2 separate regions of the Homo sapiens genome follow, and region 1 is linked to region 2. Evidence: chromatin contacts called from ENCODE Hi-C data. All regions are on one chromosome and are shown on one strand. Each heading gives the region's core, a stretch centred on a gene start or an enhancer-like site at or near the end of the contact. The rest is flanking DNA. Distances are from core to core; before and after follow the strand shown.

Evidence for each region. A loop is a pair of places that touch in the nucleus more often than their neighbours do. Pooled maps may share reads with other maps.
Region 1: a loop to region 2 is called in a pooled map, with 17 times the contacts of the local background. The contact joins the promoter of LCORL here to the promoter of LINC01182 in region 2. A Hi-C loop is called at or near these places in 9 of 50 pooled maps.

Annotation. Positions count from the first base shown.
Region 1 is chr4:18,017,955-18,023,343 of GRCh38, reverse strand. It overlaps LCORL (ligand dependent nuclear receptor corepressor like), which reads left to right and starts at 1,589. Exons shown (of 8, transcript NM_001394446.1): 1 at 1,589-1,746. The coding sequence starts at 1,593. RefSeq lists an enhancer at 958-1,217 and silencers at 1,268-1,727, 2,048-2,377.
Region 2 is chr4:13,651,814-13,657,877 of GRCh38, reverse strand. It overlaps LINC01182 (long intergenic non-protein coding RNA 1182), which reads right to left and starts at 2,699. Exons shown (of 4, transcript NR_121681.1): 1 at 2,527-2,699; 2 at 24-131. RefSeq lists an enhancer at 3,125-3,174.

The sequences.
Region 1 (5,389 bases), core at 340-2,839, 4.4 Mb before region 2:
CTTCACTAGTGATTTCACCTGCACTCCAATTGTGACCGTTCTAGAAAAGGTGATTATGCGTTCAAACTTTATTATTTTTAACTTATGAAGATGCAAAATTACATCTTCACTACTGAAGTCATAATGAGCAAAGAAATACTTTCTCATAGGAAGAAAAAGAAGGTGGATAAGGATAAGCCACAAAACAGGGAAGGTGGTACTGAATTCAGAGTTTATGAGATTTCCAAGAAGAATTAAACATATTTCCCACAGACTTGTGAATAAATTTCCAGAAATACACAGTACTTCTTAGCAAACGTTGGGTAGCTTAGCTTCGGCTTGATAAACTGCACTTATACGGAAACAAACGCACAATCGCTCTGGTGCAAAAGTAAAAACTGTGATTGGAGTCTGTATTTAAACGTAAGATTCCTCTCTAGCTCTCTCTGAAGAAGTTATTTTCTCTAGCACGTGGTAGAATTCATTCCATTAACCTTTGTAAAGTGCTTAATCCCGTGTCACGCACTGTACTAGGGTCTAGCGAGTGACAGATGTCACGGTACAGAGATCTCAGTGGGTCGCTGCCCTCCAGGAGCTTATAAAGAAAATTTTCCTTCTGCAGTTTTCAGCCGGCTACACCCAGTCCCCTGCAAGTAATTTTCAGTGAAAAAAACCCGCATCTTTTTCCTAGTCCTTGCAAATATTCTGGCTTTCCGAGATCTCTTCGCCTTGAATACCGAAGTCACTCCGGGATCTCTCTCTGGACGTTTGGCAGTTATTCCAGATGTAGCCGAATGACCGGCTTGCCCTTTCCCTGCGGAGTGACAGGAAGACAGCGACCCCGGAAAGTTTCCAGCACTTAAAACGCAAAGCGCAGCCTGAACCCACAAGGAGCCGACAACTCTTGCGGCTTCCACCACCCTTCTATCGCGGAGCCTAAGGAAGCTAAAGCAGTCGGGTCAGACCCGGCCACCGGGCAGCGCATGGTTCCGGGCGCAGGGAGCGACAGACTCAGCCCCCCAGCGGCGCGGCGCAGAGAAGTTGCAGGCCAGCCTGCATACCCAAGTGCGGGGGGGAAGAAAAACAAACAAACAAAAAAAATCCTTTCTTCTGGACTACAATGACCGGCAAGCAACGCGCCACGGCGCCAAGTTCAGCTTCGGGATCCTGGCGAAATGGAGCCTGGGAAGTGAAGTCTCCGGACTGTCGGAGTCCCGTAGTGAAGGCAGAAAGTAGGCGTTGCTAGTCCGCTCCACTAGCACGCCGGTTCCTGGCTGGGCTCCGGGTCTCTCGCTCCCGCTCAGGGTTTTCGCGGGCGGCGGGAGCGGTATGGCTCGCCTGAGTAAACTCCAGCGGGAGGGGGAGGAGGGTAGTGGGTGGGGAGGCGGGGTCAGCGGAAGCGGCAGGTTGCTTCCTTCTCCTCTGGCTCCCTCCCCGCCTCTCCCTGAGGGAGCGGTGGGAGGGGGAGGGCAGGGCAGAGGGAAGGTAGTGACACGTGTCAATCAACCCCCCTCCGGGGGGCGCGCGCTCCGGGGCTCGCGCCGAGGGCTCGCGCCCCTGCCTCGTGCCTGCGCTGCTCGTATGTAAATGAGGGCGCGTGACGCGGGACGCAGATGGACAAGGGAAGAGAGAGAATGGCCGCTGCCGCCGCCGCTGCTGCCGCCGCCGCCGCCGCCGCTCAGTGCCGGAGCCCTCGGTGCGCGGCGGAGAGAAGAGGATTCCGGCGGGAACTCGACTCTTGGCGCCACCGCCTCATGCACTGTGTAGGTAAGAGAGACGCGGGCCGGGGCCCCGGGCTCCGCGCGGCGACCGCTGTCGCAGCCCGAGGAGTTTGTGGCTGAGGGGTTTAGTTGAATCTCCCGTTCGGGTTAGTTCGGTGGGGGAGCGAGATGGGAGCGGCGCGGCGCGGCGGCCCCGGCGCTCGCCTTTTGTCTTGCGGGCTGCTGGCCCGGCGCGGTCCGCGCTCCTTCGCCTTCCCAGCTCTTGGGCTCCCCGGGAACTGTTAGTTTGGACCCGCTTGCTGAGCCCCCGCGGAAGCCGCCCGCTCGCTCTCTCCCCGAAACTCCTCGGCGCCCGTCGCTGCCCGCCGTCGCCCGCCGTCCACCCTGACAGGACGGAGGAAGCGGCCCGGTGGGTCGGCGCCCTGGCGGAGGAGAGCCGGCGGGCAGGGCGGCCGGAGGAAGGCGGGCTGGTCCGCGCCCCCGCCGAGCGCACACACACCCCCTTGTCGCCGCCGGGGGCCGGGTGAGCAGACGCGGCCAGTTCCCGGGGACCTGGACCTGGAGACCCACGGGCACTCGCAGGGCGGGGGCCGCTGATGGGCCGGCTGGGGGCGAGGGGCGGCGGGGGCGTCGTCCGAGGGGCGGGGGGCGCCCAACTCTGCCCTCTCGCGCTCGGCGGCGGCGCTGTGTGTACCCCTTTAAGAAGGAGCCGCTTGAGCGCTGACGGTTGGGATTTGAAGTTCTTCCTCCCTCTTTGGAAGTCTGGACGGATGGGGGGTGTTGCCACGGCAACGACACCCTCCCCCCCGTCTGCTTGCGGACGCCCCGACGACTCTGGTCCTCTTTCACTGTCATGTGATGGACTCTTCCTTACACACACACACACATATACACGCATACGCATCGCCCTCCCCACCTCCCATCCCCATTCAACTGCAATTCCCTCTTTTTGGTTGGATCTGAATCGTTTTGCCTCAAACTTCTGGGCTTGGGGCTCTCACCCTGTGGATTGTTTAGGGTGACAGGAATGGTGGGACTCCCGACCTTGCTGCAGTCGCTTTTTTTTTTTTCTTTTTTTGCCTAAGACGAATGCATAGAGCTGTTATCCAGCAGGTTGGTTTAGTGGGCTTAGAGGGGCGAACACGGATTATGGAATGGGGCGCGTTGTGGGTGTTTGTTTTGGAAGGGGGTTATGGGTGGGAGTGTAGGGGAAGAGGTAGAAAGGAAGGTTGTATTGTGTAAGCAGTGGATAGTGGCAGCAGCTTGCTCTACTGGCGAGTGAATCTTGGCATTTGGAGTTGGGGAGTAACCCTAGTGTCTTAAGAAAACAACTCTCTTACCTTGTTTCCATCTGCTCTGGCACCACCTCGCACCCCCGACCCCGCCTCCCATGTATTTGGTTAACGTCTTAAGATCTTTTTTTGACTAGTAGAGAAGAGATCGTATTAGGTTAAACTTAATACAATTTCAGTTCAGAAATGTGTACCGCAGAACGCGATGAATATAGGAAAATGTATGAGAAAGGAAGGTTACTTTAGGGGGCATTTAAGTGATGTTTAAGTAATTTACTGCTTTTGTTTTGCCCTTACGAAAAATGTATTTTGGTCTTCTCTAAGGAAAGATGATGAGAAATAGCTTTAGTCAAGTATTCGTAAGTGATTTTAGTTTATGAAGTGTAAAAAAAAACCTCTAGGTATTCTTTATATAAATTGTTTAAAAAACTAAATATTGTTGTTTGTGCTTCTTGAATACAAAATGGGCTGTTTTTGATAATTGCTTATGTAAAGATCTCTTCTGGAAACCAATTTAGAAATTACTGAGCTCATTTAGGTAGAATTAGGTAGGATGACAGCATTGCAACACTGGCTTATGATATTACTGTTAAGTTTTGTCAAGGCACAAAGTGATTTGAGGATGTCTTTTTATGTTTTGGAATATTTTGGTTGGTTTTTTTTTCTGGTCTTCTTGCTTATTTAGATACATTAAGTATAGCTTTGCATCATAAAAATAGATAGACTTGAAAAATAGTCAAACTTTAAATGAAACACAATTCATTGGATTTGATGGAAAAGGGGACTAGAATATCTTTTTGCCTTACCTACTTGTATATTCAAGTAAAATTGGAAGACATTGAAAGTTACTACTGTATTACACTTTTATTGCAATATGTGATTACATTGTATCGTATGTGAAAAGAAATTTTGTCCCTGGCTTCTAACTATATTTGAGAATTGTTTCCCACAGTCTCCATCCTAATTAAGCCCTATTAAAACCTGTCTCATATTCTTTGTTATTTATTTATTTATTGAGATGGAGTCTTACTGTCGCCCAGGCTGGAGTGTAGCGGTGCTATCTCAGCTCACTGCAACCTCCGCCTCCTGGATTCAAGCGATTCTCCTGCCTGAGCCTCCCGAATAGTTGGGATTACAGGCGTCCGCCACCACGCCCAGATAATTTTAGTATTTTTAGTAGAGACTAGGTTTCACCATGTTGGCCAGGCTGGTCTCGAATCCCATTGTTATTTTAAAATAAACAATAACATCCATTTAAACAGAGTATACACTTGTCGATTGGGCTTTTTTTAGCATCTTAGGTGTTAAGCACTTATTTATAGTGTGAATTGGGATTAAATGGAGTTTGGATAATTACCTTTTGCTATTAATGTGCCTTACATTCATTACTTTATAAACATATTTATAAAAAAGCCATATTATTTTCCCTTTGCATGTGTATACATGTGTGAATATATATGCGTACACATATGTGTATATTCAGTATATATATAATATTCGGTGCTCTCATTGCTTACAATCATTTTTATAAAATAATATCCTTCTTGTCTTTTGGTAAAGGAAATGATCCAAACATCTTAATTTTAAGTGAGATATGGAATTGTAGGCAGCGTCTCAGGGTTGTACAGCAAATTAGTATTGAGCCCCTAATGAGATTTTGAATCTCAGTTCTTAGCCTAACTCTAATCTGATTCATTTTATAACTCATATAATATTCTAATTTTATAGGGTAGAAAGTTGTTTTAGTTGTCATGACTGCTTGTAGTTAGCCACAAAGGTAAACGTTTAACTCTTAATATGGAATGAGATATTTACCTTCCTCTAATTGTGGCATTCATCTCTTTATGTTAGATTTTTAACTACTGTTCTGGTTCATTCCACATAGTTTTCTTTTCATTGAAGAGTTGTCCTACAACCTTTTGTCCCAATTAATATCTCTACTTACATTGTGGTACTTTCTATAATTTGACTGTTTTTCTATAATTATCCTATACTGTACTGTGTTATAGTTTTCAGTAGCTCATGTCACAAATGTTCGAGTGCTTATTGGATGTAGTAAATAGTATCCTAGTACTAACTATGATATTGAGAAATAGCAAATATAGTCCTGGATCTTATGAAATGTATAATATAATTAGCATTTGATAAGTCATACAATTTAAAACAGGTCTAGAATAAAATAAATACACCTGTATATTTTTAAACATCATCAGGACTTGTATAGTCCATTAGGATATCTGATCTGGGAGACTGGCCAATATTTAAAAATTTTGTATTTTGATGTAATTTCAATCTTAAAAGTTGGAAGAATAGAACTCCTATGTACCTACATTTGTTGTTTTACATTTTGCTGTGTTTATCATTCTTGCTTTATACTGATCTCTCTATATTTTTTCA
Region 2 (6,064 bases), core at 1,450-3,949:
CACTTTGGATAAAATGGTCTCACCACTGTTCCTTAGGTTAACGTTGTAATTAGTTCATCTAATGCTCCAAATTGCCAATATCTGCATCTTCTTCACCATGACCTTCACCTGCTACCATTGCCAGGCAGCTCCTGTGAGAAAACAGATATGCTCAGAAACACACACACGCACAAGCACATGCTCCAAAACAATTTTTTAAACAACATAATGCTTCCCTGGCACTTCCCCAAGTCCACTGCTCTAGGAATCGCTGACCTCGGGCAGGTCTACGTCACTACTTTTTCTAAAGAAATCGCTGCCCATGTACAACAAAGAGCAACTTCCATTGAGCATTTGGGGAGCTCTTGAAGCGACTTCCTTTTTTCCTTCTCTCTCTTTATAGACGCGATGTGGAGTAGGGAGCAGGTGGTACACCCTTGTGGGAAAACAGGTACAGAGACTGTGGGGGGCAGACAGGGACAAAAGAGAGAGAGACACTGCCTTCTGCTTATTTTGTGTGGTATAGGAAGAAAATATTTAAACGTTTCTACTTTAGATACAGTCTGGCTTCCAATTCCAGTTCTATCATTTTCTAGCAACATAAATTTGGGCAAGTTGCTCAGCCCCTCTGAGCTTTAATCTCCTCCTTAGCAAAATGGCTCTGGTGACACACCCTTCCTTGCGTTGTGAGTGTGTAAGGCAGGTATGGTACCAGGCGCCGAGATAAACATTCATCTAACAGTCCCTTCCTCTTTTACCTTTTGTTTGTTTGTTTTTACTTTGGCACCATTTATGAAGGTCCAAAATAAATCCCTTTTTTATTTGTTTGGTTGTTTGTTTGTTTTGCCTTCTAAATCCTGAGTCTCATCTACAAAGTGGAAAAAAAAAAAAGGCTGTGAATTTCCATAATGTAAGTTTCGTTTTCTATGACTCGATTATGGCAAGTGATGTATAAAGGCTGAGTGGAGTGACAAGGAGGGGCACAGAGAAGAGGGAGGACAAACTTTACACCAGCAAATCCAACAATCGGCCCCTTTTGAAAAATCATTAGCAGCCTGCTGGAAGCTCCAAGTCTCCCAGATTTGGGATATGAGAGAGTAACAACATGAATCTAGAAAATGTGGTGCCTTTCGTGCATAGATTTGAATTAGAGAATTCTTGGTCAGTTTTGCATATGAAGTTGGGGAGAAGGCGTGGGCGGCGCAAAGAAAAACAGAGAAACACCTCCCCCTGCTGCCTGGATGGCGAATAGCAGCAAAGATGCAAAAAAAAAAAAAAAAATTCCATGGTCATATAAAAACCCTCAGCCTATTCCGAGGGTTTGCAAAGGATTCACTATGTGCAGGCAGCTGAATTTTATGGAATGCATTTTCCTATCCTAAGTTACCTTCAAAGGTCATAAAAAATGATCTTAGGACATTATTACAATGATGATGCTTTCCACTGGGCATGTTGTTATTTGTTTCTTGAACAGGAAATATATTAGCGTAACTTTTAAATTAAAATGATATAAAAGTTATAATTGAAAAGTCTTGTTTCTGACTGCCTTACGTATACCTAGCTACTTTTATTAGCTTTTCATATAAATATAAGTAAATGTGACTAATGTAGTCTTCTTTTTTTCCTTCTTACACAATAATTAGCTGTTTGACACTCTTCCGGATATTGTTTTTGTCACTTAACAACATAACTTGGTGATCCTCCCAGAGCCGAAAAGCTCTCCCAGATATGTTTCAGGGCAGCGTAACCTTCCTTGTTCTTCCTTCACTGAGCATGTTATATGTGGAAAGAACACATCCCCACTTGGGGAAACCAGATAAATTGTTTAAATTATTGCAAATGTGAATGATTTTAATGTAGAAATAACCTTTTTCATTCCACATTAATCACAAATACTGTTCACAACCCTTCGTAATAAACTTGTCTCCTGCTTATTTTTTTTTTTCTGGTATTCCTTGTGATTAGAATCTCTCGCCTTGGTATCCGCTGTGTTCAAGAGCAGAACAGAGCTTTGAACTTTACAGGCTAGTGCTCAGAATTAAAAGTGCTTAATGCCACCAAGATTTCTATTAAAAAACCCAGGGTAAAGGAAAAAGCCTTTTGCTTCAGCTGAAATGTTCTTGTAAAGGGCAAAATGGAAAATACAAACACCACTGCCGTTTGCTGGTTGGATACCACAGCCATCGGCACCTCCTGGAAATGGCAAGCCCATGAGTTCCTGATGGAAGCCAAGGTTAGTCTTATTGCATTTGAGAGAGTTAGAAAAGTGTCTTTCAGTGTGGACAGAGAGCCAGCAAGATTGTGAAGGTCAAAGAAAAATCCAATTATCCATAGCAAACACTGACCATACAATTAAATTACACCAGTCAGGAAAGCATCTGATCTTCTGCAACGGACTTCTTCCAGCAAATTTACCCTTGAATCAGTCTGGGCCATTCATTGGCAGCCAGCTGATCAGTTTCCTTCTGCTGCCCTGCATCCTGCAACATGTCTGTAGCAGATGTATCACTGCCCACCTACATCCCCTTGGCCCACCCCAGAGGTCACCTGCAGCTGCAGTGGTCAACTCCCAAGCACGCAGACATCTCAGCATCAAGAACCTGCTTCTCTCTGCCCAAGGGCTTTTTCTGGCCATAGAAGTATCCCCTGCACAGTCCAGATATGCAGGCTGGACAGAAGTTCCAGGGAGCTACCATTCCCAAGAGCAAGCCTCAAGCAATGCCTGGGAGATAAACACCCAGCTCCCTTGCTTGCCCCTTGCCTTGCTGGGGCAATGCCAAAGTGTGTGGTGCCCATACTCTCAGAGGGACACCAGTGCGACTGAGCCCCAGGTGGGACCTACTCATTAACATGCTGTTTATTGGCTTTTCTCTCTTCCCTACTGTCTCATCATTTTTCTGGGATTGACTCCTGTGAGAGCCTTGATCCAGTCAAGAGACAGAAACTACACAGTAAGTTCAACAGGACAAGTGTAACACAGAGTCATTAACTACAATGAAGAGTATAGATATAAGGAAACTCTACAAAGCAACCTAGAGCTACGAGGGAGAACTTAGGAAAAGACGAACTTGAGAAGGATTCAGACCTCTTGGGAAACGGTGAGGTTCAGCCCACGAGACAGCAGAGAAGTTAGCTGCTTTGGCTAGGCTGGAGCCGGCCTGGAATTGCTGGGAACCTCCAGGTGCAGCCAGCCTCCGTTGTGCACGCAGGGGGCGCCAATCAGCAACTGATGGTGAGGGATGGAGCCCGGGAGCTGGCGGGGGCTGCAGGAGGCTGCAGAAGGAGCGGAGCGGCTACTCAACGCCTGACCCTGCCAGCTAAGTGCAGCTGCACACAGGCCGAGCAGAAGCTTGCAAAGGGAGGCTGAGTCCCGGACCCAAGTGTAGCAAGCAGGGAAAGGGAGGGTAGGGCACCGGTAAGGGCAGGAGCCCTTCGGAGGCTCACTCTGTGCTGGGGAGCTCTGCTTTCCATGTCAAGAAGCCTGCACAAAAATTATCACCAAGCCGGGGCTGCAAAGTCACAGAAGGACCAGTTCCACCCGCTGTCCTCGTCCACCCACACTACTGAGCCGCGGTCCCCGCACAACCGGCGGAAACCCTCCTCCAGCTGCGGTGTCCTCCGGCGCCCTCTACTGAGGAAGCCTAGCATCGCGCGCACTTAAAGGAGACGGGCTCAAAGGCACGCCTTCGTTAGTCCCAGAGCATAAATTAATAAAGGGTCCATTCAGAGCTGAGAGGCACAAAAAAAAATTTTTTAAAAAGATAAATACACCTCCAAAGTCCCACTTGCACTCAAACCCTTGTCTCAGGATCTGCTTTTGAAAGAACCCAAATCACGACAATGTCAGACAGAGATGTGATTTTTGTTGACAAAAAGAGTCAGACTCTAAAATATTTAAAGAGATTTATTCTGAGCCAAATATGAGTCACTAATGGCCCATGACATAACCTTCAGGAGATCCTGAGAACATGACCCCAAGGTGATTGGGGCGTCACCTAGATGTATACATTTTAGGGAGACGTGAGACTTCAATTAAATACATTTAAGACATACATTGTTTCAGTCCAGAAAAGGGAAAGTGGGGAGGTCTGCTTCCAGTTGTAGGTAGATTTAAAATTTGTCTGATTTGTCAATTGGTTGAAAGAGTTACTATCTCTAGAAAGAAATGTCTCGGTTACAATAAGAAGTTGTGGAAACCAAGGTTTTATCACGCAGATGAAGCCTCCAGGTAGCAGGCTTCAGAGAGAATAGAATGTAAATGTTTCTTATCAGACTTAAGGTCTGTGTTGATGTTAAATGCTGGCCACGTTTCCTGAATTCCTAAAGAGAGTAGGGTATAACGAGACATGTCTGACACCCCTTCCCGTCATGGCCTGAACCAGTTTTTCAGGTTAACTTTGGAGTGCCCTGGCCAAGAAGGGGTCCATTCAGATGCTTGGAGGGGCTCTAGAATTTTATTTTTTGTTAATATTTTAATCTTGGCTCTGTATGACCTCAAGAAAGGGTTTTATCAGCTTAGAGTCTCCACTTTCTCATCTGCAAGATGGAGGTGATAATAAACAGTCCACCTCACAGGGACTATTCTTGAGAGAATGAAACAAAATAGACCACCTGCTATGCACTTGGTACAAAATAAGTGCTCAAAATAAGTGCTCAATATCACCTCCCTTCCTCCTTTTCAAACCAAATCAAAGCCCCAAAGTTTCTTCTTCCTTTCTTTAAGTAAGAGTCAAGGTATGAGAATGCTCCAAGCTACTCTGCTCAAGACATTTTTCCCTTAAATTTGGCCCAGGCCATCTTGGAGGAAAATGGAGAGATTAGAAGGAGGCCTTGACCTGAAAAGGAATGATTTGAAGTATTGGAAACAAATGATAAACAAGTATTTCTCTACAGAGGAAAAAGTTCCAGTATAGAAGTTCTCTAGGATATGACAATTTCTGTTGGCACTTAAATGAATGAGCTTTAAAGGGAGGAATAGCAGTGTGATAATTGCTACCATTAATTAAGAGTTCACTATGTGCCAAGAATTCAAAGTCATAACCTCTCTTAGTCCTCATAACAATTCTTTAAGGTAAATGCTATTTTTAATCTCATTTATGCAAATGATGAAACAGAGGCTCGAAAAGATGAAGCAGTTTTCCCAAGGTCAGAGCCAGGATTTGATCCCAAGCCTACTTGACTCTAATCCTTGGCTTCAATTGCTATGGTGGATACAACTGGGATTTAGCCTAAGAAGTCAGAAGTCTGCGGTCCTGGTCCAGTCTTTATGTTTAAATCCCTATGTTTTCCAGAGAGTAATTCTTCCCTCCCCAAAGGGATGATTCCTTCAACTGTAAAATGAGAGAGCTGAGTTAGAATCAGGGTTTTTGTAGGGGTGGCACCACACCCAAGGATATTTTGGAAAAGTGTGGGGATAGTTGGTGCTATGATGAGAGGGCACTCAATGGTATTTCATGGTTGAGGACCAAGGTGAGTAAATGCCCTACATGTCCCAGAAAATATCTGTGTAGTTGAAAAAGTTATGTGAATGTAGAACCTTGCTCCATTTTACATCTAAAAACAAAACATTCTTATACCATTTTAATATCCAATGAATTTTCCAGAGTCAATTGAAGAAAGATTGTACTTTATTTTATGATAAATTTTACCAGGAGTTGGTCACTATTTGGTAAATCATATCACCAACAACAGTGCAAAACATGATATGCATTAGCAGAACATCGCCTCTCACTTTGCATTTGTACTGATTATCGATATAGTCACAAATGTCTGTGTATTTCATGAGGCCTTTGAGTGTAGTATTCCCCAGTTATTTGTATATTGAAACACTCATTACCTTATTATAAATTATTTTCTTTAGAGTTTTCTTTTGTAGAATGGTTAGGATACCATATTGATTAAAAATAAAATACATGTGTAAACAGGTTGTATTATCTGTGAACTTCACTTCAAGATATTTAAGGAGGTATTAAAAGATACTTGTTTCAAAAGAGGAATTCTGGGTGCAAGGAGGAATTCTGGGTGCAAGGAGAAAGGTTCTAACTTCTCTATTCACTGAAACAAAAGTCCTAATACAAAGCCAAGA